Regions from separate parts of the Mus musculus genome. Here all the other regions are linked to region 4. The links are chromatin loops, found by intact Hi-C in ENCODE. Cell type or tissue: heart. All regions are shown on one strand.

The links. A loop is a pair of places that touch in the nucleus more often than their neighbours do. Peaks named below come from ENCODE experiments on the same cell type or tissue, not always from the same donor. Only the 100,000 strongest peaks of a DNase experiment are listed, where the experiment ranks them.
Region 1: it touches region 4 in a loop (5-fold over the local background); 41 of 42 quality-filtered maps call a loop at or near these places.
Region 2: a loop joins it to region 4, with 2.1 times the contacts of the local background. A loop is called at or near these places in 12 of 42 quality-filtered maps.
Region 3: it touches region 4 in a loop (2.1-fold over the local background); 2 of 42 quality-filtered maps call a loop at or near these places.
Region 5: it touches region 4 in a loop (2.2-fold over the local background); 2 of 42 quality-filtered maps call a loop at or near these places.
Region 6: a loop joins it to region 4, with 3 times the contacts of the local background. A loop is called at or near these places in 3 of 42 quality-filtered maps.
Region 7: it touches region 4 in a loop (2.2-fold over the local background); 4 of 42 quality-filtered maps call a loop at or near these places.

The regions. Positions count from the first base shown.
Region 1 is chr7:143,468,377-143,472,376 of GRCm38, reverse strand. No RefSeq gene overlaps it. Among named protein-coding and RNA genes, the nearest start is that of Slc22a18, 3.4 kb to the left of the region's middle. In heart, a CTCF peak has its summit at 2,213 (motif pointing right); a DNase peak (open chromatin) is centred at 2,266; H3K4me3 peaks cover 278 bases; H3K27ac peaks cover 1,045 bases; H3K27me3 peaks cover 78 bases.
Region 2 is chr7:143,752,544-143,756,543 of GRCm38, reverse strand. It overlaps a transcript of Osbpl5 not described here. Among named protein-coding and RNA genes, the nearest start is that of Mrgprg, 12 kb to the left of the region's middle. In heart, a CTCF peak has its summit at 2,336 (motif pointing right); DNase peaks (open chromatin) are centred at 1,057, 2,035 and 2,353; H3K4me3 peaks cover 78 bases; H3K27ac peaks cover 592 bases; H3K27me3 peaks cover 2,244 bases.
Region 3 is chr7:143,209,278-143,213,277 of GRCm38, reverse strand. All of the region lies in intron 10 of Kcnq1 (potassium voltage-gated channel, subfamily Q, member 1), which reads right to left. It overlaps Kcnq1ot1 (KCNQ1 overlapping transcript 1), which reads left to right. Exons shown (of 1, transcript NR_001461.5): 1 at 1-167. Among named protein-coding and RNA genes, the nearest start is that of Gm28821, 71 kb to the right of the region's middle. In heart, no CTCF peak of the experiment used is centred here; a DNase peak (open chromatin) is centred at 2,287.
Region 4 is chr7:143,152,196-143,156,195 of GRCm38, reverse strand. All of the region lies in intron 2 of Kcnq1 (potassium voltage-gated channel, subfamily Q, member 1), which reads right to left. Among named protein-coding and RNA genes, the nearest start is that of Gm28821, 14 kb to the right of the region's middle. In heart, CTCF peaks have their summits at 1,991, 2,190 (motif pointing left) and 3,705 (motif pointing right); DNase peaks (open chromatin) are centred at 1,455 and 2,105; H3K4me3 peaks cover 1,352 bases; H3K27ac peaks cover 2,479 bases.
Region 5 is chr7:143,359,308-143,363,307 of GRCm38, reverse strand. Kcnq1 (potassium voltage-gated channel, subfamily Q, member 1) reads right to left here. Exons shown (of 16, transcript NM_008434.2): 13 at 622-716; 14 at 32-78. Among named protein-coding and RNA genes, the nearest start is that of 4933417O13Rik, 31 kb to the right of the region's middle. In heart, no CTCF peak of the experiment used is centred here; a DNase peak (open chromatin) is centred at 2,400; H3K27ac peaks cover 2,366 bases.
Region 6 is chr7:142,893,272-142,897,271 of GRCm38, reverse strand. Th (tyrosine hydroxylase) reads left to right here. Exons shown (of 13, transcript NM_009377.2): 3 at 170-344; 4 at 590-678; 5 at 794-861; 6 at 1,193-1,243; 7 at 1,604-1,749; 8 at 1,820-1,955; 9 at 2,114-2,183; 10 at 2,575-2,631; 11 at 2,784-2,879; 12 at 3,131-3,264. Among named protein-coding and RNA genes, the nearest start is that of Th, 4.7 kb to the left of the region's middle. In heart, a CTCF peak has its summit at 2,421 (motif pointing left); DNase peaks (open chromatin) are centred at 1,631 and 2,411; H3K27ac peaks cover 202 bases; H3K27me3 peaks cover 2,242 bases.
Region 7 is chr7:143,294,544-143,298,543 of GRCm38, reverse strand. The region is part of intron 11 of Kcnq1 (potassium voltage-gated channel, subfamily Q, member 1); the gene reads right to left. Kcnq1ot1 (KCNQ1 overlapping transcript 1) reads left to right here and starts at 1,997. Exons shown (of 1, transcript NR_001461.5): 1 at 1,997-4,000. In heart, a CTCF peak has its summit at 2,010; DNase peaks (open chromatin) are centred at 1,853 and 2,966; H3K4me3 peaks cover 2,377 bases; H3K27ac peaks cover 2,492 bases.

The sequences.
Region 1 (4,000 bases), 320 kb before region 4:
GTTTCTCTGATGTCCTGGAATCAAAATGCATTGAGCAATGGGTCTATGCCCTTTGTGTGTGTATATCCATGTATGTTGGTGCCTGTAAAGGTCTGAGGTCAATAGCAGGTATTATTGATTCCTCAGCAGCTGTCCAGTCTCACTGGGACCACAGGGATTGTCAGTCTCCACCCACCTCCACAGCACTTAAATATCAAACTGCTACTGGAAAATCACTCTCCTGATTGAATTGTTTTCCCAGCACTATGCATCTTTTTTTTTTTTTAAATTTATTATTATCATTATTTTGGTTTTTTGAGACAGGGTTTCTCTGTGTAGCCCTGGCTGTCTTGGAATTCACTCTGTAGACCAGGCTGGCCTCGAACTCAGAAATCTGCCTGCCTCTGCCTCCCAAGTGCTGGGATTAAAGGCCTGTGCCATCACTGCCCAGCAACACACAGACACTTTAAACAAGCTAATAAAAGATGCACAGTTTTAGGACTGGAGAGATGGCTCAGTGGTTAAGAGCACTGACTGCTCTTCTAGAGGTCCTGTATATTAGTGTATATTAGTTACTTCTCTATTGCCATGATAAAACACCATGAACAAGACAACTTAGGGGAAAAAAAGAGGCTATTTGGGTTTATGTTTCCAGGGGGATAACTGTCCGCCGCAGAGCTGAGGCATGGGAGCTGGGGCTGGAAGCTGAGAGTGCATGGTCTGAACTGTGAGTAGGAAGCCGAGAGCATGAACCTGAAATTATGTGAGTTCTCTCCAGCTCTCCCCCTGTGACACACTTCTCCAGGAAGGCCACGTCTCCTAAGCTTTCCTGAAACAGTATTACCAAATGGGAACCAACTACTCGAATGCCCAAGCCTATAGGCGTACATCTCATTTAAATCACCACTCTTTGACCTCCACAGGCTTTGTGGCCATATCCTAATGCAAACTTCATCCAGTCCAGCTTCAAAGGCCCCCACAGTCTCTCAGTCTCAACAGTGTTCAGGAGTCCAAAGTGTCTTCTGAGACTCAAGGCAATGTCTTAACTGTAACGCCTTGCAAAATGAAAAAAAAAAAAAGCAAATGACATACTTCCAACATACAATAACACAGAATATATATTACCATTCCAAAGGGCTGTATGGGGACACAGTGAGGAAATCGTGTGAGTCTTGGATCAAGTAAGATTGAAACCCACCAAAGCCAACTCTAAAACCTAGGACTCCAGTGTGTCATGTCCACTTCTCTAGACTTTGCTTCTTGCAATCTACTTTTTTCTCTTGGGTTGGTTCCACTTCCTGCATGCAGCTCTCCCTGACAGATATACTACGGCTCTGGCCTTTCGGGGCCTCTTGGCTTCTCAGTGCTGCCAGGCAGGGCCTTTCCTGTCATACATTGCCTGGGGTTGGTGGCTCACTGAAACCGTGGAGAAAGATTTCATGATTCCTCCTTTTCTGTGACTTTAAAGCCAGAGCCACATGGCCAGTACCTCAAAGCTCGGCTACCAGCCTGTGGTAGGTCCCTGATCCTGTGCAATGTGTTGGCAGCAGCTTTGCTTACACTTGTTTTCCGGGAACAGAAAATGCCTTATGCTTCTCTTTTTCAGATTGGAAGCTTAGCTTTATTCCAGTGTATATGAGGCCTCTCCTGATGGTGTTCATCTGCAGTCTTTGAGAACCTCAGCCCTTCTTTCAGCACCCACCTTGCCTGTAGTGTCAATCTGGCCAGTGTCCTTCCCTTTCCAAACCACCTTTCACATTTCTTTCTGTCCGCTTGTTATTTTTTCATTTAGATCTGCATGACAGTAATTACTAATAAACAATAGCATCAATATTAGGCCATCTTGAGGTCTCCTCTGTCAATAGAATTAGCCCATTATTTTTGAACCTAGCCTCAGGCAGGCTCTGAAGACAAGGACAGAAAGCAAATTCATTCTTGTAGTCAAAATATCACAGGAACCATCTCTAGCTCAGTTGCTAGTTATCGTTCCCTTCTGAAATCTGTCAGGCTGCCACAGTCCCCATTTCCAATGGAAGTAATGTTTTCCAGGATGCTAAGATGCACAATTCATTTGAGAAGTCTGGAATCACCTCTGTGTCTTTGGGAATAACAGGGTTTTGGTTGGGAGTGGGCACAGAGAAGGGGGCAGGAATCGGGGTCGTTGTAACAGCTCAGGCTTGTTCCAGGTTCCTTCTCTGCCAAAGAGGGTGAAGCTTCAGACCTTGGCCAGCAGGCGGCGCCCAGGTCTACAGCTCTCTGTCTCCTGCTCTCAGGAAGCTGCAGCTTCTCAGGCTGCAAGGATTGGCGTTGGCGCCAGGAAACAGCCTGGGGACTGACTTGAGGAATCAAAGCATGGGATCCAGACTAGGCGTATGGGTTCCCATCACCCACTAAGCCCCACTGTAGGCCTAATCCTGGGGAGTTTATATGGTCCGGCTGACACTGATAATGGAGACTGACTCTGGCTTCCCCAGAAGTCTATAAAAGTGTCTACTGAGCAGCAGAGTGATAGTGCAGTCTGCAGAGCCTGGTCCCATTTTTCCAAGCCAGACCAGATGACCAGACATCAGGGTAGGAGCTGGCAAAGCTCATAATTGTCTTGGTGACACTTGGCTTTACTGGGATGGAGGGCCCTCCTGTCTCTTATCTCTGGAAGCGACACAGACCACTGTGGTATCTCAGTTGGGCTCCTAATCAGACCAGAGAGCAGTGTCGGGGAGCTCTGGTACTCAGTGCTGAATCCCCTTTTGGATGCTGATCGCTGCATCTGGATTCTCACCCTCTCCGTCCCAAGTGTTCCCAAGCTTTGGTCTCCATGTGGCAATAATTTCATTTAATCTTTGGGAGAGTCAAGAGGGCAGAGATCTGCCCTTGCACCCCAGTGAAGAGGGACAGGGTTTATTTTTTGTTTGTATTTAAAAAATATCTATTTTATTATTTTAAGTCAGGGGTGCGTGTGTGTGAGTGTGTGTATGTTTGTGTGTGCATGTATGTGTGAGAGTGCCTCTAGAGGCCAGGGTCATTGGCTGTTGGGTTCTAGACAGGTATGAGCTGCATGATGTGGGAACCAAACTCAGGACCTCTGCAAGAGCAGTGTGTGCTCTTAACCACTGAGCCATCTCTCCAGCCCTGGTATTTTATTTTATTTTGAGTCAGGGACTCACTCTGTAGCCTAGTCAAGGCAATCCTCCTGTCTCTGCCTCCTGAGTGCTGAGATTATTGGTATGAAGAGTAGTTTCCAGGGTTTCATTCCCTTTCCACCCTCTTCCTCTCTCTTTTGAAACTGGGTCCCACTGTGAGGTTCTGGCTGGCCTGGAACTCACTGTGTAGACCAGGCTGGCCTTGAACTCACAGAGACCTGCTTGATGCCTCTGAAGCACTGGGATTAAAGGTGTACATCACACTTGGTTAGCTGGGTGGGTTTCTGAGACCCCTGCTGCCCCTGGTCTAGGTCCTCAGATACAACTCTTCAATCTAGGGAATGATCGCCGAGGACAGAAGTCTTCCTTTTCCCCCTGGTTCTGGAACAAACATTTCAAACCAGGGCAGCCTATCATAGCCTAGTCATGGGTTCTACCCTGGATTCTGCTTGTCACAGTCATATATGGCACCTCTGAGTGGGTCTATCCTTTGTCCAGCTGCCTGCAGATCCCTTTAGTCTTATCAGTGTGGCACAGAGTAACACCTTGAAATCCCTTCTGTCTCCAGTCTTGCTGGGCCTTTCCTGGGGCTCCTTCTCTCCCTGCCCACCTGCTTGGACCCCCCCCCCCCCCACCGCAGGGCTCCCCTTCTAGGCATGCTTACTCCAAAGCAGGTGCTCCTCCTCCGTGCCCTGCTTTAACATGCAGGGAAGAACATTGGCTTGAGACAATCGGGCACAAGCTCAAAACCCTCCATGTCCTCTTCAGTGCCCTGGGCACTAAGGTTGACATCCAGGAGCAGCTAAGACTCAGCATCGGCCTGCTGGGAACTGGGCGTGTTGTTGACTCCAATTTTAGCACTCTGGAAGCTAAGATAGAGT
Region 2 (4,000 bases), 600 kb before region 4:
CGACCATCACTACTGCCAGAGGGTTGAGGGGGCGGCATACACTTCCTGAGCAGGGAAGCCCAACAGGCTGGTTCTGAAGTGTGTCTGCAGACCTCACACCCTATGTCTCCTCCCAGAGGGAGACTTCCAGCTTAGCTCACTCTAAGAAGAAAGGGGCTGTTTCTAAATTCCAGATTTGGGACAATACTGAGGTGCTCTTTAGACATATCTCCCTACGACAGGAACTGGCCAAGAACTTGGCTAGATCCATGCTAGGTACAGACAGGGACCTGGGGTCACCTGGGAGTCAGCAGGCTGACTTTCCCTGGTTGAGGCTATCTAGGGCGCTGGGCTCCTAGGACACTGGCTGGTGCAGGTTCCCTAGAGAAGCCTATGGGTCATGACCCTTTTAGAAGTTACATATCAGATATTCATAGCAGTAGCAAAATTGGTTATTAAGTAGCAACTAAATGTTATAGTTGGGAGGGTCGCTGAAACATGAGGAACTTTGTTAAAGGGTTGCATTGCAGCTTCAGGAAGGGTGAGAATCACTGCCTTAGAGGGAAATCAGCCTTGTGCCTGATAGGAAGGGGCACACTGCCCCTCCCCTGCCCCGTTCGTTGGCCTGATATCTCAGTGCCCACATTGTGTGGGGAGAGGCAGTATCAGTTTTAGAGATGACTCCTGAGAGAGGAGGGGCTCTGCCCTGGCTCTAGATGTTTCTAAGAGCACATTGTTTCTAGAGCAAGGTTGGCCCACAGCCTTCAGTGCTGGTCAGTGTAGGGAGGCCAGGGTCACACAAGAGCTACCAAGGAAGGAACAGGTGACAGTGGCTCTTGCCTCCCACTGCCACTGCAAAGAAACAAGGCTTCCCTGCAGTTCTAGGCTCAGGGCTCGGGACTGCGGGGTGATGGTACTGGTTAATGAGGACTGAGGCAGGGGTGGAGCCACCAGGGCCTCATGCTCCCCGTGTGCTAGGAAAGTCAGGGTTGTCATTTTCCATGGCCGAAGCCCAGGAGGGACAAGGGTGACGGCTGGCTGCTGCTCAATCTGTGCCAGCCTTTATGTAACACACCTTGCAAGAGCAGCCACACAAACTGCTTGCCCGTCCACCAGGGAGCTCTGGCTCCTAGAGGCTCTTCAGACTCACTGGGCTTTCCACCCCCACATCATTTCCCTGTGCCAGCCAGGGGTCCTGCTCACTAGAGATCACTGTGTCCTAGAGTCTTTGGAGCATCATGCCAGAGTAGCCCCCCACTCCCACCCAGGCCTGTTTTTAGACATACATGGTAGTTGAGCACCTGAGATGGGAAACCTGATGCTGGAGACAACAGGCAACCTTGACTCTGTGACTTTGGGCACCACAGAGCCGTTCTGAGCCTCAGTCTACCCATCTGAGAGAAACAGCTGCATAGGACCTGAGCAGGCAGGAGGCCAGTGAGCTCCCTGTAAAGGCTTGAGCGCCAAGGGGAGCTGGCAGCACCAAGGGGAGCCTAGGGGAGCTGGCAGCACCAAGTCACTGAAACTGCAGGCCAAATCCCATGATGTGGTCTGGAATCCAGAGCTGCCACTCATTCTGATGATAAACTGATGGGTCTAGGTGAGTTAGGTGCAGTCAGGAGTTCAAAGTTGAGGCCACGGGGTCTTGTGAGTCCTAGTTGTCCACTGCTCTAAAGGTGTTAGCAGGATTTGGGGTGCTATGGCCCTCATTGCCTCAGTGCCCCTTTTCCCCTACATTTCCCTCTGGGGTAGCCCCAGTCTATCTGATAGAGTCGTTACTGTTTCTCAACTCTGTGACCTTCTCCAGCCCTGGGGCAGAGTCTATTCCCAGATCTGAATCACTAGGCCATCCTTACTATATCCTTCCCTTAGACTGGACAGCAAAGGGTCCTCACCTCCACTACTTGCTGTTCCACCTATCCCTATGAGGACACATAAGCCAGGGAACAGAGGTCCAAGCAGGGCCAGTGCAGGGAAGTGGGAGCCCACATGACAGCTGCCTTGCCCCTCCTTGTCTGTCCCTACCCCTCTCTACCTGCCTCTTTGCCCCTCTAGTGAGCCTTGGGGTGCCCCAGGTAGCAGGGCATATTCTCAGGTGACAAAGATGGCAGGTCCAGTGCTAGCCTGACACCTGGAGACCTGCCAAGGACCCAAGGAAGCCATAGGGAAAGCCCGCAGACTGAAGCTCTCCATTTTATGAGTTGAGCTTGCCCTGAGATCAGTAGCTGGGATGGAGCTGGGTCAGCCCAGGGAAATAAAAACTAAGACACGGGTGGTCTCAAGTTTACTATAGATGCTATTCTAACCCTCCTGCCCCAATCCCAAATATAGGGTAAGTGGCAGAGAGCAAGGCAGAGTCCACTAGGTGGCAGCAGACTCCTGGCAGGGTGTGGGGGTTGGATCATGTTCTCAGGACCTAGGCTAGGATGCCAGTCTTGATGCTTCTCATCTGGAGTGAACAGTTGTAACCCTCTCTGCTCTGCTTTCCCCATCTGTAAATAACAATAATCACAGCGGCCACCACTGTGGTCTCGAGAACCGAATGCTTGCAGGTATCTGCTGCTTGCTGGGTGTGTAGTGAGATAATTTGTGTGTTGGCCAGGTCAGATCACTGGAATACCATTAATTTTGATGTGACAATGCATATGGATAAATTGGAAGTGCAGATTTTTGTTTGTTTGTTTGTTTGTTTTGTTGTTATTTTTGTTGTCTTTTTCCGGGTGGCGGTGGTGGTGGTGGTGATGCGGTCTCGTGTAGCTTAGGCTACTCTCGAAATTTCTGTGTATAGCCTAGGCTGACTTCGAACTCTGAATCCTCTTGTTTCTGCCTCCTAGTTTCTGGGGCTATGGTCATTCATCATCACAGCCAGCTGAGGACTTAGAGTTTTGGTACTTTTAACATGGCATGTGGACCCCAGGCACAGTGTCCACAGGAGCTTCAGGCCTCAGTAGGGCCAATCTCCCCCACAAGAAGCTGTCTCACAAACAAGGGCTGCATGAAGGAGCCGGCTAGAACTCGTGTGCTATGCTCTGCCTCAGGCACTGCTCTCTCTGAGAAGTGGGACCTACTGTGCTCTGCAGACATGAGTCCCGGGTCTGAGCCTCTAACCCCAGGCTGGGCCTCATCCAGACACCTGCTGGTACCTGGGAGGCTGGGCCCTATGTACTGTCCCTTGGGGATCTGGGCTCCCAGTTCCTCGACATCCTTTGTCTCTGGCCAGCTCCTGGCCCGGGCAGGCAGGCAGAGGTGTGGACAAGAATAGCAATAGGGCTGAGAAAAGCATCAAGAACTCCAGTGCTTCCAGCCAAGGAGGAAAGGGTCACAGCAGTGTGGAAAGCGAGGCCAGCGGCCACTCCAGTGAGAAGATAGCAGAAAACCCACCTGCTGCCTCTGGGAGCCTCGGGCTGATGAGAACCAATGCAAGGCCCCCTTCTACATGAGGCTGCAGTCATGGCTGGGGTAGAGGATCTATGAGCAAGAGAAGCCAGGAGCAGGGGTGACTATGGGGGTGTAGTTGGGTTGGTGACTTCTAGGGAGAAGCAGGTCTTACCTAGATGGGGGGTAGGGAGGGCTTGACAATCCCAACCTCCCAATATTGTGATTGTTGCTTCTTTTCAGCCAGAGCTCCATCCCCAGACCTCATCCACCGCAAACTTATACAGTCCCCATTGCATGAGTCAGACAAGACAGGTCACCCTGGCCCACCTCCTTCTCCTTACATTCCCTAGGGTGAAACTGGAGCAGGGACAAGGACATCTGAGCCTGCCAGCCAGAAACCTGCAGGCCACCCAGTGCCAGGGTGACCTGCGGCTCTGGTCCCATCTTTCACCTCCATCTGGTGAGAGTCACATCTTGGCTGAGTCAGGAGCTGTCCTTTTAAGGACAGCCATCCTGGCTGTCCCATCGTTTGTCCTTGTCACACCAGTGTCTGTTTCTCCAGACCCTGCTGCTTTAGGAGTGTGTGGCGGCCACATCTTTTTGGCCCTGTCTCCAGACAAACCCAGGGACTGTTCAGGACCAC
Region 3 (4,000 bases), 57 kb before region 4:
ATAAACAGTTCACTGAATGGAAGAATGTGGAAAAAATGATTCATTATTATTATCCATTGGCAAAATACAAATTTAAACCACAATAAAACATTACTGTGCCAGGCATGGTAGCATATGCCTTTAATCCCAGCACTCTCCTACACAAAGAAACCCTCTCTCAAAAAACCAAAAAAGAAAATTTACTGCATGTTTACCAGAATTGGTAAAATGAAAAATACTGTCAATATTAAATGATCTATAGTAATTCCAAATTAGGAATAACTTAGATGTCTGTGGATGAGTGAGTGGTTAAAAATGTGGTTTATACATACCATGAAATTCTACCCAGCAACAAGTCTGAATTAACTACTGATATATAAAACAACTTGGATGAACATCTAGAGAATTATGGTAAATTCTAAAAATGGTCAAATTTCAAAAGATGTGTTTGATTCTATTTATATAGCAATCTCAAAAAAGCAGATCTATAGAATCAAGAACAGATTAGTGATTACTGGGAATTAAGGGATGGTAGGAGGGAAGACGGTGTGGCTATAAAAGGACAAACAGGGATCTTTGTGGTAACAAATAATATTCTGTATCATTGAACCAGTGTTTCCATCCTCCTTAAATTGCACTACAGTTTTGTTACTACTGGGAAAACTATATATGAGTTTTTCAAACTATAGATGATCTCTTTGCATTATTTATTACAAATGAATGTGAATTTCTAAAATTAGATTAAAAGCTTGAATTTTAGAAGTATGCAAAAGGAAACCAGTAAGAAAGTGGGCAAAGGGGCTTTCTGCTGAGCTTAATGACTTGAGTTTGATCCCCAAGACTCATATTGTAGAGGGAGAAAAGAAACTCCCACAAGTTTTCCTCCATTCTCCATGCATGTATTGTGGTATGAGTGTGCCATCTCCTTCCCATATCTGTGAAAAAATACAACTGTGCAAAGGATCTAAATACATATACCAGTAAAGAAGACATGTAACTGACCAATAAACACATACAAAAATATTCAATACCATTTATAAAGCACATCAGGACTGAAATCAGATAACAAAATACTAGGTAGACTTTTTTTTCTCAGCACTTTTTGGATGGAGTATTATAGATGGAAAATCATTTTTGCAGCTACCATAATAAAGACTAGTTCCAGAAAGCATCTTAATCAGGACAGACCAAGGTATTTTAAAATGCTTATAGTATACCCACAGCAAGTTCATCTGCCTCAAGGTAAATAATAGTGACTACACAGTGGAAAAACAGACAGTGCCTTAATGGAGTGATCAAACCATCACCATCATTGAATATATATATATATACACACACACATACACACACATCATGGGAAATGGTATCCTAAGAAGGACATTATATTGTTTCTGGAATATTCCAGATGGGAATCCACAATCTGTATCTAATTATAAAGAAATATCAAAGAAATCCCTCAAAAAGTGACTTTGATGTAAAAAGAAAAAAGACTAAGAGATACTAGAAATACCCAGGTTCACAGTAACTAAATATGCACAACCAAGGGCAACATAGAACATGGACTGGGCCTTGCACTTGGGGACAGCTGCACCAAAGGACTTTGTTGTGTTCACTGACAAGAGTAGAATATAGGCTTTGGGTTATTTCAGTGACTGTATGGATGTTTAATTGCCAAAGTTGATGTCTGTTATATCACTTTCAAAGGGAGGAAATGTGATGTTGTCATCCTCCTTAAACTGTAGTACAGTTAGGAAATAAATTGTTAGGAAATACACAGCAAAATGTCTAGGGGTGAGGGGCTGTAAAGTGTGCAATTCCCTTTCAAGTTTTGCAAAGGAACACAGTGTACAAATACACATATAAAAATATTGAAATGAAAAAGCAAGTGAGGCTGGAATGGTAATAAGTGTACCTCAAATCTTAATGAAGGATATGAAGATGTCTTATATATCGTTCATGCAGTTTTTCTGTAGTTCATTATTACTTCCAAATAAAACAGTTTTGTTATGTTTTAAAGAAACATCTATGAGATAGCACAATATTCCAGTGATTTTTGACTCAGGCTAATTTTGCCCTAACTCGGGGAGGGGGTAGATTTGATAATATGTAGAGAGTTGTGGTTACTTTATTTTATTTTTGGTTGTCACAACTGAAGGAATGCTGTGTTAGCATCCTGGCAGAAGCCAGGGGCTCTGCTAAACATCCTAAAGTACATGGGGCACTCTTCGTTGACAAAGAATTATCTCCTGCCAAATGTCAATGGTTCCGCAGTAGAGTATCCCTGCCCCACTTGGCTAACAAGATGGAAAATTTCTCTGCCAATAATGGCTGGCAGGGATGTCAGGAAAGGGGAACCCTGCCTGTGGAAATGCGAGGTCAGACAGCACTTGAGGAAAGCAACCTGGCAACATACATGCAATTTAACAATGCATCCATCCCTGTGTAAGGGGCTGAACTCCGTCCCCATCAATTTTCTAAGTTGAGGCCCTCATTTCCAATATTTCAGAATTTTAACAGGAGATCAGACCTTTAAACAGACAGTTAAATTGAGTCCAATTTTACTGGTGTGCCTATAAAGAAGGGGAAATTGGGATACAGAAAGAGTCCCAAAGTGTGGCTATATAGACAGAAGACACAGGGATATATTGGCCATCTGGGAGTTAAGGAGAGAGGTTTTAAGAGAGAAGCAACCTGCTGGCACTCCAATCTGAGTCTTGTGGGCTCCTGCTTTTTGAGAAGCCTCTCAATTCAGCATTTGTTTTTGACAACCCTGGCAAATGAAGTTTGTGAATTCACTGCATAGAAATAAAAGCCTTTATACTGGGAAGTGATTTTAAGAAAAACTTTTAGAAAACTAGCTTAAACCTAAAGCAAAATATATTTCAAGCAACGAAGAATATCACGGTATAGGCATACAAGGGAGAATGAAGGAGAGACTCTAAGATTTAAATAGAAGTGAGAGATGAACAGAATTGTTCCTGAAGCTCAGAGGAAGCTGTAGTAGTATGATTGTAAGAAAAGCAAGGGGCAGAAAAGCATGCATGCTGTGCCTTCCATGTGTTTCAAAGACAACAATAAGGCCTCTTCATGAGAGGTATGGTTTATTTCACTGTGTATTATATGGACATCAGGAAAACATTAGAGAATAAAATCATTGTTAATCAATGTAGGCAACAGAGAAGAAACATGCAGAAAAAGATTGTATATATACAATATAGTCAGCTGTAAATCTAAGAGCATAAGTAAGTGATATAATTTTTAAGAAAAAATACCCCTCTCCCCCCTCCCCCCCCCAAGATTTGTGGCATGAGGAATAAAATAGAAGGTTATGGAGCACAGAGTTGTCTGATAGGAGAGATTAAGGCTGGCATTGTTGCAGCTTGGGGTTAAATCTGAGGAGACAGACACCAGCGTTTTCACTGTATGCAGGGTAGAAACCGACATCCTCATATTTGTTCACTGCAGTAATTCTTGCCGTAGACAGATAGACTTTTCTTACCATTGTTTTAAAATTTTATTTTACTTACTTTATTTTTTGTGTGTACATGTGTGTGCACACATGCATATGTGTATGGACAGTGTGTGTGTGTGTGTGTGTGTGTGTGTGTGTGTGTGTGTGTGCGTGTATGTGTGTGTGTATGCCAGAGAACAACTTCCAGTAACCATTTTTCTCCTCATAGCATATGGATGCAGGGAATTGGTTTCAGGTCATCAGTCTTGGCAGAAAGTACCTTTACTTAGTGAGCTGGCCCCACAGTTGGAAGCTTGATTTCATTGATGTGTAATAGAGGCATAAAAAGTAGATGGATCAGGGTCACATAATAATAAATAGTGGGAAAGGGTCGTGGTCTCAAGAAGCATAGCTATAAGTAGTGCCCTGAACACTACGAATTTGCCTACATTTTTAAAAAGCAGAGCTGTAAAGGAAGGATTTAATTTCACTATTTCAGTTGGAAAATTGCTATTTCAGTTGGGGTAAAGTAAATAGAGGGAAAAAGAAATCCAACCAATTAAATAAATA
Region 4 (4,000 bases):
CCCAACAGCCCTCCAGGGACTACACGCAGATGGCATGTGGCTTCCATGTCTACAGGACCCCAAGGTGTGAGTTCTGGGTAGGAACTTGAAGCCCTTGTCCCATTAGCACACAGCCTGAAACACAGTTGGAGCTTCACAGCTACTCTCTTCCTCAATGAATGTAGGAGAAAACAACTCAATCAAAAAAGGTGGGCATCTCGTGGGGAATATCTTTTAAAGTGGCAAAATGACAGCTGGGGCAATAGGAACCTTGTGTGCTGAGGACGTAGAAAGTTCTGGTCCAGCTGGGCAGTGATGGAGCACACCTTTAATCCCAGCACTTGGGAGGCAGAGGCAGGCGAATTTCTGAGTTTGAGGCCAGCCTGGTCTACAAAGTGAGTTCCAGGACAGCCGGGGCTATACAGAGAAACCCTGTCTCGAAAAACAAAAAACAAAAAACAAAAAACAAAAAAAAAAAAAAAAAAGAAAGAAAGAAAGTAAGTTCTAGTCCTGAGAGGGACACAATGTTTCCTCAGAGGACCCAGGAGCCCAGGAGAGAGCTGGCAACACTACTGGGTACACGGTTAGCTGGACAGCATCTCTAAAGAGCCCTGAGAACTAGATCTCTCCAAGCAGGGGGCTGGGGCCCCACAGGAAGTCAGATCTTGGGCTTGGTGGTGGAAAACTCAAGCTCCCTGCTGGTCTCCTGACCTTGTGCTGCTGCAGCAGTGACTCAACCTGCAGAAGTCTTCTTCCCTCGGCTGCAAACTAGTCTTCAGGGACAGGGATAGAGTAAGCATACTGACTCTCACGAGTGCAGCTAACAGGTGTGATATTAATGCCCCCATAAGAGATCTCAGACAGAACAACAGACCAGGCAGTGGGACACATGGCCAAATACAGTGCAAGCAGCAACGGTACACTAGGTACAACCCAAGGCGTGTCTCAGCCAAAAAAACAGAACACCCGCTGTGACTCCAAGCAACAGAAGATGGAGAGCTAAGAGCAAGCTCTACAACAGATAGACCGTGAAAACAAACTAAACCAAAGCAAAACCTAGACACAGCACCAAGACATGAAGCTAGGCGCTGAATTTAACGCCAATAAAGTCTCCACTGGCAGGAAAGGGTGTGAAAACGAATGCAAGAACATGTGAGGCCCTGCTGAGTGTGAACGAGGGTCTGGGACCTGGGGAGCTGACCCTGTTCCACTTGAAAGTAGGACCCAGCAAGGGCTGTTTTAAGGGCTCAGAGAGCCCACCGGATCTCATTTTGCCCCTGGGAAACTGAGGCCTGCCAAGAGAGTTACAGAAAGCAAGGGCGGGCCAGGAAGGGTCCAGCTGCAGGGAGGTGGGTCGCCCCTGCGGGGCCAGGGAGCCTCACAGTAAGGGAGGAAACTGGAGAGATGACCTCATCCCCCAGGCCTCCGGCCGCGCGGCTCACGGGTTTTAACCGCAGGCATGGCGGGACAGTTCCCTGGTATGCGGGCTGTGGGGCTCACGGAGCTGGAGTGTGTGCTAGGACTTTTTCAATGCAGCTGTCTTTGTGTGGGATTTGAAAACAAGCTGGGGTTTGAGAGACAAAAAACAGCCCTGCACCTGGGCCTGGCCAGGGTCTCCTATTGCAAGGAGGGGTGGGTGGGTTTGGCGGCGTGCATGCACATTCAGCAGACTTGCACGTACACGGCGTGCACACACATGTGCGCCACGTCTACAGATGTACATACAGCTTGCTCTAGATTCAGAGGCCGGATTGGGGGCTGGGCGGCGGGAGGGGGGGTGTCCTCCTTGGGGCCACAAACAAGTTTCAAGGCCAAGCACACCTATAACACCCCTGATCAAAGTTCTAGCCAGACCCTGGCCTGGCAGGGCCCAGTTTTCTCCAAGAACAGCTTTTCAGACCCACAGAATATGCCTGGCTCAGCAGAATGCTTAATCCCTCGGAGGCCGCCTGGCTTCCTTGGCCCTGGCTGAGATAACAGGGCTCTGGCACCACGAAAGCCAGGCGCTGAGGCAGGAGTACCGGCGCTGGGGTTGGGGAACACAGCCTCGCGTGACTTCTTCTCCACCATTTACCCAATGTGCTCCCAGAATCCCTCACAGAGCTCCCTTGCCCTGGGCCCCCGTGGGGCACCGCGGGCTGTGGTTTGGGCTCCCGCGCTCGGCACTCTGGGCTCGGCCCAAGGGCTGCTGGAATGTGTGTTACAAGAGCGCCACCTGGTGTCTCCACAGCTCGTCAGAGGCTGCCCTGTCCTTAGCTCAAAGGCTGAAATAAACATCTTTGTTTTTCACCCAACTCCCGTCCACAGCATGTAGCAGCTGCATTCTACACTATGTCCCCCAGCCTGAGGCTCCAACAGCCATTCTCACCCTAGAGGCCTGGAATCCACAACCATGATATCTGCGTGGGCCTAGGACACATGCACCTTTCGGAGGCCATGAGCCATCTGCAACAGCACACAACTCCTCCTTACCTAACCCTTTGACCAATCATCATGTCTTCTAGGAAAATATCACCACCCTATATACAAGGTCCTTTGAGCCATACACTTCTTCACTGGTCCATATGTCCAGGCTGGACACACGCCAGCCTCACATCTGCTTCCCCAACACCATGGTCATGACTCTGAAGTAAGCCACTAGACACAGCCAGCTCAAATCCTGGAAGGTATGGCCTCTAAAGGCTAGCATGTGAGGATACAGCTTACGAACATGGCAAAGTTGGGGACAGACAATGGCTCAGCAGTTAAGATCCCTTGCTACGCTGGCAGAGGTTCTAAGTTTGGTTGGGTACGCATGTTGGGCTGTTCACAATCGTCTGTTACTCCATCTCTAGGGGATCTGCCACATTATCTTCTGGATTCTGTGGGCATTTCGAGCACACACACACACAGGAGGCGGCAGGGAGAGAGAGGCTTTAAAATAATGTGGCAAAGCCAAATGGGGAGGTTAAGACTAAAGCCAACTATACTTTCATCCCTATACTTTACAGTTGGAGACACTGAGGTTCAGGGGTATCATTGTATCCTTAGGGGGCATGCCTGGGAACAAGACTTAAAAAGAAGGGGGTTCTGTATCCTACTCCATATATACACTCTGAGCAGCCGGGGTGTTGAGCCTCCCTCTGCATAGTAGAAAAGTGTGAAAGAGATGTGAGCCTACTCAAAGAAGCCCATCATCACATCCAGGTTGCCCAGAAAAGAGCAGAGGGGAGTTCCAGAAGGGAGTGTGCAGCGTTGACCGGAGGTCAGTCCTAATAGTAGGAAAGCAACCCTGCTGGATATATATAGTGTTTGTGCAAAGGTCCTGAGGCAGTTGGGAGGGAGAGATGGGGAGGGAAGGGAGGTTTGGAGATGGGGGGGGGTGTATGCTTAAATGTGTGACACTCTGAAGACCATGAGGGAGAAATTGGAAATTATCCCAAACCACCCAGGGAGCGTCTGGGACACTCAGGTTTTTGTCCTATAAAATCTCTTCTTAGCTGTTGTGGGGCAGGGAGGGTCCAGGGAACGAGAAGGGGACAAAAGAGGTAATGAGGTCACTGCCCTCACAGTGGTGGACAAAGAGCCACTTCTGGGAAGCAGAACAGACTGGGGAGGGGCTGCCTTGGGAGTGGGGACCCGCTCACACTGAGGGAATGGAGGAGGGGTGGGTCCCACCCACGCCTGCCTTTGCTTTAGGGTTGTTGGATCTGTGTTCACAATTCCAAAAGTAGCCACAAGATGGCAAGCAGGCCCCAGAAAGAGCCTGGCCTGAGGGAGGCAGCAGAAGCCACCAGGAAAGGGAGCCTAAGCCAAAAATTACTGGGGTAACCACCCCAAGTCTGGAGCTACCAGATGAGAAATGGAGTAGGTGCATTCACAGGCCCACACACATGTGAACATGTGTTGACACATGAACATACAGTACCATCTACACGTAGGCATGAACATAGCTACACATGAAGATACACAATACAATGCATTCATTCACAAGTGCACAAGAATACACAAAACCAAGCACAAGGCCTAATATGGATATTAC
Region 5 (4,000 bases), 210 kb before region 4:
GCTCTCTCCAGGTATCAGTGTGGACACCCACCTGAGATGGGGATGAACAAAGATGGCTTCCCAATGGACTGATCCAGCCTGGAGAGAAGAGAGGAACATGAGCTTACACAATGCCTGAGGCACCACAGAGATAGGCCATTGTGTCCAGGAGGACAGCATGACACCCACTCCAGGGGCATCTGCTACTGTTACTCCAAGACCAGCCAAGAGGCACCCAAGACCCTATGTGCTCATGCTCCTGAGAGGTCCAGGCAGGAAGTTTAAAAATGAGGAGCAGAATCTGGGCTCCTTAGGCTTCCTCTCTGGATAAGTGGGGTCCTGAACCTTTGACCTTGTGTATGGAAGGGACAGTCACAGTCTCCCAGCTGCACTCCATGATATACAGAGCTAGGTCTGCAAGCTAGCTCATGAAACTAGCCTCCTAGACCTATACCTGTGCTGGACCCAGGGGACTTTGATGGAAATAGGATTCAAGACCATGTTGGCTCTGAATGGTCAGGATCCTTAGCTCCACCCAGTAGCAGAAAGACCCATGGATGGATGGGTAACCTAGAGGGAGATGTCACTAAGAACCTTTTCCTTCCCTGTGAGGCTGGGGCGAGGTCTCCTTTCTGTGCCCACCTTCTCTGTAGTTCTTTAATGCGCACCATAAGGTTCAGGTGGCCCTGGGAGTACTGCTCGATGACATCTCGCACGTCGTAGGGCTTCCGTGCTTGCTGCAGGCCAGAAAGACACGTGTCATTTTCTCCTGAATCGTGTATGCTCAATTCTCAACACAGTGATGGGGTGGGGTGCAGTGATAGGGAGGAATGGCTTAGAACATACATAGTAGCAGGCTTGATCCCCAAAGGCTTAGCCTGTCTGGGCCTTTCCCTTCTGTCAGTTCACTGGTAGGACTAGCCAGCTCCTACTGGCCCTTTTGGTTCCAGGCCTCCTCAGAAGAGTTGGCCTCATGGGCTGGAGACATGGTCCTGCATACCCACAGTTCATCTGGGCCCTAGACTTCTCTGAGGGGGGAGGTGGAACAACACAGGTTGTAGATGGCTCACAATGCCACAAAGACTTTCCATAAGACAGCCCAGCTCTCGTGAAGGAAGGACCTGCCATGCTCAGGGCCATTCTAGGCACCAGGGTCACCACATATTCTGTGGTCTACACATCCAGGGACTACTGAGTCCAAGCTTGGGATAATACTTAGGCAGATCCTTGGTCTTGTACATACATCACTCTGAACTTCTACTAAGAACTACACTTGATGATATCTCCAGGTCTTACTCTCTTCTGTAAGATGGAGATATAAGCCCTGATCCTCCCTTCTCCAAGATGCGTTTCTGAGCCTTGTCGCTGTCTTCTGTAAAACAGGACACTGAATCTTGTTCCTCTTTCCTGGATAATGGGTTGCTGAAGTCTACGCTGCTACTTCTAAGAGAGACTGAGAATAAAATAGGACCTAGATGAGGAAGGTCAAGGAATCCTGATGCAGTACCTTGTCAGTCATAGGTGGTCATGACTGAGTCCAGGGTCTGAGTCCTTCCTGAAAGGGCACACTGAAAGTGACCCTAAGTAATAGGGGAGAGACTTGTGGGAGAAAATGCTTTCTAAGGTGTGTGACACCTCTAGGCATGCCTGGTGACACATGAGGTGAATGAGCAAGGGAGGCAGAAACTATGTGTTTGAGGTGGTGCAGGCCTGGATTAGAAGCAGGACAGATCCTTATGTTGGTCTGTGGATAGCCTGAGAGTCTGAGAGCCTCTGTGCCCAAGTGAACATGGGTACCTCTGCTAGCCTCTGCAAACATACATGTGATTGTTGAATATGTAGTGGGGAGAAGTGAGTCTGCCAGGCTGCAGGAGGGCAGGGGGCTGTAAGCAGGAAACAGTTAAGAAGGATCAGAGAGCTGACCAGTGGTGGTGCATGCTTTTAATCCCTGCACCCAGGAGGCAGAGTCAAGTGGATCTCTGAAATCAAGGCCAGCCTGGTCTACAGGGTCTGTTCCAGGACAGCCAGAGCTACACAGAGAAACTTGGTCTCAAAAAATCCAAAACCACAAAACAAAACAATCAAACAAACCCAGAAGGATCAGAGATACCCTATCAACCAACCACCCGTGGTCAGCAGCACTCCAGGCCTGCTGAGACTTGTCTTGGAGCCACTAAGCTCCCCTTTAGAGTCTGGTTGGGGATTGAGGAGCCTTTGTCAAATATTTGCCTAAGGCTCATGTAAGAGACAATCTTAGCTTTCTCCCTGGGCCAATGTCCCCTGGTGGCAGCACGAGCCAGAGATGAGCCAGATAACGCTGCCTGTCCAGACTGATTGGCTGTGGACGTGGGTGCTCAAGGCAAACTTTCAGAGCTAAGAGGCCCTGGCACCTCAGGCCAGACACAAGGGCAGCTGGCCAAGCACTTTATCGGCCAGCAAGGCAGGCAGGCAGGCAGGCCTAAAGTCAGGTCAGTATAGCGGTTGGAGAGCAGGAGGGTGGATGGCTGAGGCAAGAAAGCTGGGTCACCAGGGTGGCCTGGAAGCCTGTGGAGCCCTCCCCACAGGGGATCCCTCTTCAACTACTTCACTCTTTCCTGGAGGCCTGCCACCACCTGCCCATGTGTCCCCAGCAATAAAGCCAGCTCACTGTAGCACCCCTACTTTTCTCTGTACCCCATAAGGCCTCTCTGCCACCTGGGCTAAGTGTATAGGTGAGAAGCAGCGAGCTGGAAGGCAGGAGCAGTTTGGCCTGTTCTGGCAGTTTCCTGAGCCACTCTTAGGACATTGGCTAATGTTCTGAGGCCTGACACAAAGTGCTCCGGGTCTCTTTTTCATCAGCCACCAACTATGTCCCTTGTTTGTGACATAGAAACTGGGTCTGCGTAGGCCACTAAGATGACTCTGACTCAAAGGGACCATAAGGGTCCCTGTGTTCCACTGGGTACCCAGAGTCTAAAAGTGAACCCCAGGGAGCCCTGAGCCTACCTGCTGCAACCCCATTCAACTGAGCAGTTCCTATACTGTTTCATGTAGAACCTTTTCCATCACCCACGGAGCCTATTTCTCTCAGCCTGGGGACCGCCATCAACTAGCAATTCCTCATGACTCTTTAAACACTAGCAACATAAGCTACACCACTTCCTAGTAAGAGTGTCACACCCTAGCCCCACTTTTCCCCTGAGAGATTGTCTTGTCAAGATATAACTCCCCATGGGGTTCCTGTGGTTCCTCACCAAACTGGGAAGAGCTGGTTCTACAGGTACTCAACTCCCTATCTCTCTCTTGGTGTCTCAGCAGTGGGACTGTAGGTCACGTGGCTTCTAGGTAGGGGGGAGAAACAGCTTTAAGTGTAATTTTTGTGGGGCCTTTGGACCCTTCTAATCCATTTCCAGGTGCTTCTTGGCTCTGGCCCCTGCTCAGTGTGACCTTTACTCCTTTTGACAACATGAAGTCCCTAGGTTTGTGGAAGCTTGGGCATAACTTGGTCTATTTGTGTTGTGACAGTTCCAGGGGGTGCAGGCTAACAATTTTATAGCAGAGTGCCACTGTGTTATGTGCTGGATGGGCATAGGGTCCCTCCAGGGTGGCAGTGAGGAGCTAGGGTGAGAAGCTATATGCTACTCTCTTTAGTGTCAGAGGCTTGGCAGGGGGAGGGGCTGTGGCTGTTCTTAGGGCTAGAACAGCTGAGGAGCTGAGGACGACAGTGAGACTCATGTCACCCAAGGCTCCTCTCAGTACAATGATGACAACTTGGGATGGGGACTATACCTTGGCCTCTACCTCCTGCAGAGTCTAGAGGTTTTGGCTGCCCCAGAGCTGGGGTGGGGGTTGTGATGAGGGGGTAGGGGGAGCCAGTGTTAATCTCATGGCCTGGTATGGTAGGCGTGGCCTATAACAAGGCACAGGGCCACCACTGAGATTGTCCTTGGGCAGGCTATATATACTAAGGTGGGTTGCCCCAGCCTTCTCTGCTCAGTGACAAGGGCTTTCCAGTAAGAGAATGCTCTCCAGCACTTACTGC
Region 6 (4,000 bases), 260 kb after region 4:
ACTGACAGTGCCTACCAGGGTCCTCCGTCTCCCTCATTCCCACTATTATGTCTCTCCATCTCTCCCTACCTGTCATCATCTCTCTCTCTTCATCTTCTCCACCCTCTCTCCATTGCTCCTTCCCCATCTGTCTCTCTCCTTCTCTCTCTTCCTGCTTTTGCTCCTGAAGACATTTGAAGCCAAAATCCACCACTTAGAGACCCGGCCTGCCCAGAGGCCACTGGCAGGAAGCCCCCACCTGGAGTACTTTGTGCGCTTCGAGGTGCCCAGTGGCGACCTGGCTGCCCTCCTCAGTTCTGTGCGTCGGGTGTCTGACGATGTGCGCAGTGCCAGAGAGGACAAGGGTGAGGATGGATTTCTGTCCCTGGCCTGGGGGTGGGAGGCAGAGTATCCTGCTGGGCGGGGGGGACGACCCTGAAGTGTCCACAGAGTTGGACCACCACGCTGGCTCTACCTTCTACTTTTTTTTCATGAATCCTAGTAAACTCTGCCCTCTAGGAGGTCCCTGGGGGAGGCTGGACCCAGCATGGCCAAACCTTATTATGGACCCATGCTTACCTGGGCCCCTTTGCCTCTCTTGCTTGTGAAGTTCCCTGGTTCCCAAGGAAAGTGTCAGAGTTGGATAAGTGTCACCACCTGGTCACCAAGTTTGACCCTGACCTGGACCTGGACCATCCGGTGAGCTTGTGTCCCAGAGCTGAGTCCTGTGGGGTGGGCACAGGTAGGGACTGACCCTGGTCTTTGGAGCAGGGAATGCCCAACTTCCTCCTGATGTGTGTTCCTTGGCCATCAGGGCTTCTCTGACCAGGCGTATCGCCAGCGCCGGAAGCTGATTGCAGAGATTGCCTTCCAATACAAGCAGTAAGGAGCCTGCCTGTGGGGCAGAGTCCCCAGACTGTAGAGAGAGGAGGAGAGGAGGGAGGAGGTGACTGGTTAGCTGTCACACAGCTTTACATGTCAGCTTGTCTGTCTCTGCTCTGTGCTTGGCATTATTCTTAGTCACAGCTAAGGAGACTGGGGCAGAGAGGCTAAGCAGCTGGTTTGGGTCAGTGTACCCAAACCAGTCCACTCCATACTCCAAAGGCCTCTGAACAGCTGATACAGCTTCAAACGAAGCCTCTCACCCCATCTTTCCTACTCTCCGAGATGGCGGGAGGGGGGTTGCCCTATTGACCACTGATCCCCTCCACAGGGGTGAGCCAATTCCCCACGTGGAATACACAAAGGAGGAAATTGCTACCTGGTAAGACCCTGCTGATGGTTGGGTTGGGCAGGGAGGGCTGGGCTTGAGAAGAGCCAGGGAGACGGTTCCCAGAATCCCTGTCTGTGAGGGCCATCTCTGGAAACTTTGGTACAATAGAAGAAGAGACTAAAGCCAGTTAGAAGAGGGGCTTCCAGTGGCCCAAAATAATCAGGTCATTCAGAGATGTCGCTATCGGCCCTTTCCCAGCCTCTGGGTTCCCTCAAACCACAGGAATGCCCTATGTATTGATGGGGGCCCACAGTTCAGGAGGATGGTGGAAGCAGGCAAAGCGTCCATGGGGTGGTCATGGGGAGAAGAACCCCAGCAGCTAGTAATTCCCTAAGCCCCTGTGGCCTACAGGAAGGAGGTATACGCCACGCTGAAGGGCCTCTATGCTACCCATGCCTGCCGGGAACACCTGGAGGCTTTCCAGCTTCTGGAACGGTACTGTGGCTACCGAGAGGACAGCATTCCACAGCTGGAGGATGTGTCTCACTTCTTGAAGGGTGAGATGCAGAGGAAGTAGGGCAGGGAGGGGCATCCCCTGTGCTATTTCTGATGCGAGGTCCCTTACAGAACGGACTGGCTTCCAGCTGCGACCCGTGGCCGGTCTACTGTCTGCCCGTGATTTTCTGGCCAGTCTGGCCTTCCGTGTGTTTCAGTGCACACAGTACATCCGTCATGCCTCCTCACCTATGCACTCACCCGAGCCGTGAGTATGCTGCCTAGGGCAGAGGACCCTGAACTTGTTGCCCAGTAATATCCGTGTGCAATGATGGCAGAGGTGTGGAGGTGCTAAAGTTTCCTTGTCTCCGGGGAAGGACAGAGAGCCTTCCCATTCCATCTTCCTTTTCTCGTGGCCTCACACAGAGACTGCTGCCACGAGCTGCTGGGACACGTACCCATGTTGGCTGACCGCACATTTGCCCAGTTCTCCCAGGTATGTTTAGGGCCTCAACGCAGAAACCAGAGGTTATTTGGTTGAGCCAGAGATTCAAAAGTTTTACTTGTTGGGGTACTCCTCCAGCTAGACAGTGTGTCTTCATGGATTCATGGGACTTGTAGGTAGCCAAACACCGAAGCAGAGACTGTTTCTGTAACAGGGAGGGACTAACTAGTAACACAAGTCCCAGGGGAAAGGGATTTTTGTGGGGTTTGATGCCACCTGCTGGTAATTCTGGGAACTGCAGGCCCTGAGCTCTTGGCTGACTTGGCGTGTGGTGAAGTGTATGTTGCAGGGTCCCCTGGAGAAGTAGCATCCAGTGCCCTTGCCTCAAGCACAATGTCAGAGCAGCGTCTTTTCATACTTTAGCCTCTTTCTCTACCCACAGGACATTGGACTTGCATCTCTGGGGGCTTCAGATGAAGAAATTGAAAAACTCTCCACGGTTCGTTTTCAGAGCCCTGGGGGGGGGGGGGGGGGGAAGTTCAGACCTTTCTTTCTGTCCCCAAGAACAGCCTTACCTGTTGTGGGTGCTACACACAGAGGGGCTATGCGCGGCACCAGGCATTTTAGGTGATCCTTATGATTATCTGGCAGGTGTACTGGTTCACTGTGGAGTTTGGGCTGTGTAAACAGAATGGGGAGCTGAAGGCTTACGGTGCAGGGCTGCTGTCTTCCTATGGAGAGCTCCTGGTGAGATTACCCTGCTCCCAGCCCCCAGCAAAGGAGATCAGGGCTGGAGGATCAGGGTGTGGAGGGCCCTGCTCTCATCAGAAGGGTCCTTGGCTCAGGTCTGAGATTCAGGCTGTTCTAGAGAGTGTATGCCTCTGGCCAGACCCCACTGTACAGTAGCCCAGAACCCTGCGGGAGGGGGGAGCCCCACACCCATGGCACCCATTTGCCTTGAGCGCTGCTTGGGTGTGATACCTGTGGCCTCTTTCTAGCACTCCCTGTCAGAGGAGCCCGAGGTCCGGGCCTTTGACCCAGACACAGCAGCCGTGCAGCCCTACCAAGATCAAACCTACCAGCCGGTGTACTTCGTGTCAGAGAGCTTCAGTGATGCCAAGGACAAGCTCAGGTGGGTGGAGCCATCAGGAGTCAGCCCTGCCCAGCTTCACCAGTGCAAGCCAGGCCTTGTCTTCACTTGAGAGCCCATTTAGTACACTCAGCAACACCCCCTTGTAACAAGAGTTCATGCTTGAGATTACCCTGCTCCTGGCCCCTCAGCAAAGGAGACCAGGGCTGGGGGGTGAGGGTATGGAGTGCCCTGCTCCCATCAGAAAGTCCGAGAAGAGAGAGACCAGCAGCATAGGGTCAAGGCAAAGTCAAGGTCAGGTCCAGGCCAGCTGTCTGTGCCTCAGCAGAGCCTGAGTCTCTCATTCTCAGCAGCACGGGCTGGAGTGGGATGGGGACAGATAAGAGAGAAAAAGAGGCAGAGTGGCAGGTAAGAGCTGCCACGAGGGCAAAGATTATAGAGGGAGTGGCAGCCCAAAGGCAGGAGACACAGTTATACAGGGGTCTGCAGAGGAGAAAGGAGACTGGTAGGTTGGTGCTTATCACTTCTCCCAGCCTGCTGTGCTCATCTGGCATGTCCACTCCAGTTTAGGGACTCTCTAGGGCACACAGTCACGGGGAGCTTCCCGAAGGAAGAAGCCCAGCTGAGAAACGGGGTGCTTTGCAGAGGCCTACCCACAAGAATCGCTGAGGCTTTAGTCTCCTGGGTGTCTAGAATGGGCTTTAGGGGTCTGGGAAACTCAGAAAAGCCATTTCCCCATTGCCCTTGGAGATTGCAGATCCTATCTGGAGCTACCTAA
Region 7 (4,000 bases), 140 kb before region 4:
TCTTACTGGGAGTTGTGTTTTGGTAAAACATGTGGATAGTCTCTAAAGAACTGGGGGTTCCACTCCCCTTACCTTCCCTGCAAGAAACAGGCCTGCAGGAACAGGATCCAAGGAAAATGCCTGGCCTTCTAGGCCAGAGGAGGCAAACAAAGGCTTAGGCCTCAGAGCTAAGCTGGGACAGTGCTTAGAGTAAGGAAGAGCAGGGTTTCAAATCAGAGCCCCATGGCCCCTTCACATTCTCTTGGTGCCTGGCTTAGCAGCTTCATGGGGTTCAGCAGCAGCATCTCTAGTAGACAGATGGGAAACAAGACAGAGAGGGTTCCCTGATCTCAGCCAAGGGGAGCAGATAACCACGTTTACCATGTGGCCCTGATGCCCCTCTTAGAGGTCAATTGGAAGGCTGGCAATGGCAGGAAGCAGGTGCCTAGTCACTTATGCTGGGGAAGTGGAAGGGGCCATTTGTGGCAAAAGATCCCAGGCTTCACTTCCAAGATGCAAGCTCAAAGCTAATATGATGAATTTAAAGATGGTGACAGGTTCTTGAGGGACCCCATTAACTGCACATCTGCTCTGGGATAGGCAGAAAAGAAAACCACCCATCAGGTAGGAGGGTAGGACTGGCCCTTTGAATCAAATGCAGCATGTTCCAGACGGGCCCAAAAGGAATTGGCAAAGCAGATGTGTGGCCTGGTAGGAGGTGGGGTACCAAGCTAGGAGTAGCTTCTGAGGGTAAAAAGGAACTGTCTGTTGCTAGAGGATGACACCAGTTTCTCTTTTCTCCAGCTAAATAACAACAGGAGAAAAAAAGAGAAAAAGAACAGAAAAGAAAAAGAAAAAGAAAAAAAACCCAAACCTAAAAACCGTGCCTTCCCCTCCTTCCCCCACATATACTCAGTCATCTTTGGCAAGAGAGCTTCCTGGCTGTTTTTGTAGACATATATTTTCAGCAAAAGCAGTTAAGATGTATGGCTTCCTTGCGTGCTTTAGATGACCACACCCTGGCCTGTTCACAGGACTGGCTCTCCCTCCCCTTCCCCTAAATCCTGTTTGAAGTCAATTCTGGGTAGGGGTGGTTTGGAGAATATACCCAGAGTTCCACATGCTAAAACTATAGTTTGCACAGAAATCTGCATTCCCCCCCCTCGCCCCAGGCTTGCTTATGAATCCTGGGCAAGTGGATTGTCCCCCAAATCTGGCATTTTGTCAAGTTTCTCCAGGCTTTAGGTCAATGCTAGATACAGGGTGGTGCGTAGACAGTGTTAGTCAAATAAATGCATGGATAAGTAAGTGGACAGAGTGGAAACGATCCTGAACACTCCAGTGACAGGGCCAGGAACCAAGAGAATCTGGAGGATGGGTCGAGTGGCTGGGGTCTAACCTCAGGACTATCATTACCTAGTTTTATAACATGGGCAGACCCAGGGCCCCCTCCTTTTCATAAGTAAGATAGCCCCAAGACTTTCCTTACTTGGTGATTAAAAAAAAAAAAACAAGCAGGGTGGCCTCCTTGTGTGCTTTAGATGACCACACCCTGGCCTGCACAGTAGGATTCCATGGGACAGCTGAGAGGGTGGATTGCTTTTTTGCATCCCAAGGTCAGGCCAGAGCCAGGGGCATACTCATCTTTGGCCATGAAACCGTTTAGGTACATTGGCTGCCTCAGGTATCTGCCCTGTACTGCATTGAGGTTGGTCTCACACTTATTCAGAGTTAAGAACCCCAGGTTCAGCTAGGAAGGGATGAGGAAGGTAGGCCTTAAGGGGTGGTGGACCCAGCAGGCTAGGTCGTACAATCCTGTACAAGCTCACCCAATCCAAATGCTGGAGACATCAGGCTGTTTCCTCTTGGCCAATAAAAATAGTCAGCACAGAGCTATCTGTATCCAGCCTATCATGAGGAAGAGCTCCCTAGTCATTATTCAGCATCTGTCCAATCAACAGTGTCGTGGCTGCCACGTCACCAAGGTCTTGGTAGGTGGCCTAGCCGTTGTCGCTAGGAGGAACAGTTGCCTCAGCACGTCTGCGCAGCTTTCCTTGCGGCGCCCCTCCGCGTGGTCTATGATGGTGCATTTTGGTCCAGTCAGGCCCGGTGTGGTCGGCCTCATTTTGGATTACTTCGGTGGGCTTCTCCTCGGCGTGGTTACGGTCTAGTACACCTTAGTGTGCTTTTCTCTGCATGGTCCTTCCCAGCGTGGCTCGTCTCAGCAGCGTGGTTTTCATCCGTGTGATCGTCCTCTGCATGGTTTTTCACGGTGAGGTCATATCAGCCAGCCACCAGCCTCAGCATATTTGTCCACAGTTCTTTTGGAGCTGCCTCTGCTCGGATCACTTGAGCACTACACCTCAGTCCCGACTAGCCATCCTCAGTGTGCTTTGCTCAACGCGATCCTCCTCAGTGTTTGTCCTGAGCCTAGACCTCCATGGTGAGGTCTTATCTTGTTTCGTCATGGTGGTCGGCGATATGGTCCGATCTGCCTCAGCAATTGGGTCACTTCCGTGTGGATCGTTTCAGCACGGATCACTCCAGCGCGGTCGGCTGCCTTGGCGCGATCCACTTGGCTTCTCAGCATTTTTTTTTAGCCTGCTGGGTTCTCTCAGTTTTTCTTCAACACGCTTCTTTTCCCTCTGTGTGATTCTACTTGGAGAGCTTTTCTGTTCAGCTTGGTTCCCAGCGCTTCTTTTTCTCGGCATGGTTCTCCTAGGTATGGTTTTTTTCTCAGCGCGGGTTTCTTCTCTGAGTCAGCACGGCACAAGTCGCAAGTCCGCGTGGCCGCGCTCATCATAGCCTCCCCCTCCTCGCGGCAAGCACTCACGGCCAGAAGCAGAGGTGATTCGTGCCGCGCTTTCGCGGCTGGGCTCCATCTTCGTTTTGCCGCAGTGGCTCCGTATTCGTTTTGCAGTTACGGCTCGGTCCTCGTTTCACGGCCGGTCCTCGTTTCACGGCCGTGGCTCAGTTCTCGTATTTTGCGTCCACGTCCCCATCTTTGTGGCCCAGGCTTACAGAAGCAGGGGTGGTCTTGAGGCCCTTTGAGCCCCGAGGTCGGTCGAGTCCCAAGGTGAGTGGCCTAGGACACCGGCTCAGGCCTTCGGATTCTAAACCCCGGGCCGAGTCAGAACGCACTGGAGCTGAAACCGAATCGGGTCTGGAGACCCCTGAGCTTTGTAGCCCGGTGTGGCCAGCACCAAGGTAGTGAGTGGAGTACGTGTTGTTATGTGGTAGCTGTTTTAATGCTGAGAGTGAGGGGCTCCGTTCGGAATGTTCGCGCATGGTGGGGGAAGGGTATCGTGGAACTGAGGCTGGGGAAGGCTGCTTATTCGGAGTTTTGAACCGAGTTGTGATCTAGCTCTTGGATCCGAGTTGGGTGTGTGTATGTGTGGGTCTACAGTGGTTCCGAGTCTAGAGTGGAGTCACGATTGGAATCGGGTAGAGATTCGGGTCTGGAGCCGACTCGGAATTCAGGTGTGGGGGATTGGGAACTTGGGGTGGAGGCCGCAGTGGTTGCAGTGGGTTCTTAACCTTCCTTGTGCTTTGACCCTTTAATACAGTTACTCATGTTGTGGTGACCTCCAACCATAAAATTAATTTCATTGCTACCTCATAACTGCAATGTTGCTACTGTTATGAGTCATTATGTAAATACCTGTGTTTTCCGATGGTCTTAGGCGATCCCTATGAAAGGGTTGTTCAAGCCTAAAGGGGTCACGACCCACACGTTGAGACCTGCAGAGTCAGAATCAGGTCTGAATTGGGGGAATAGCAGAACTGGGAGTTACCTCCAGATTTTCAGTTGGGATTTGATTCTTTTCTGTGGTTTTAAATTGAGATCCCAGAGGCTCAGGTCTCTGTTGGGGACCAGACTGAGGGTTTCTAGTTATATTCAGGACCTGACTGGGCAGTACAGTAAGAATTAAAGTTGGTTTTGAGTGTGAGCATAATGGTCTGAGGTAGGGATCAGGACTGAAGTATAAAGAGTCTGGTTTTTAACAAGTGGGAATCACAT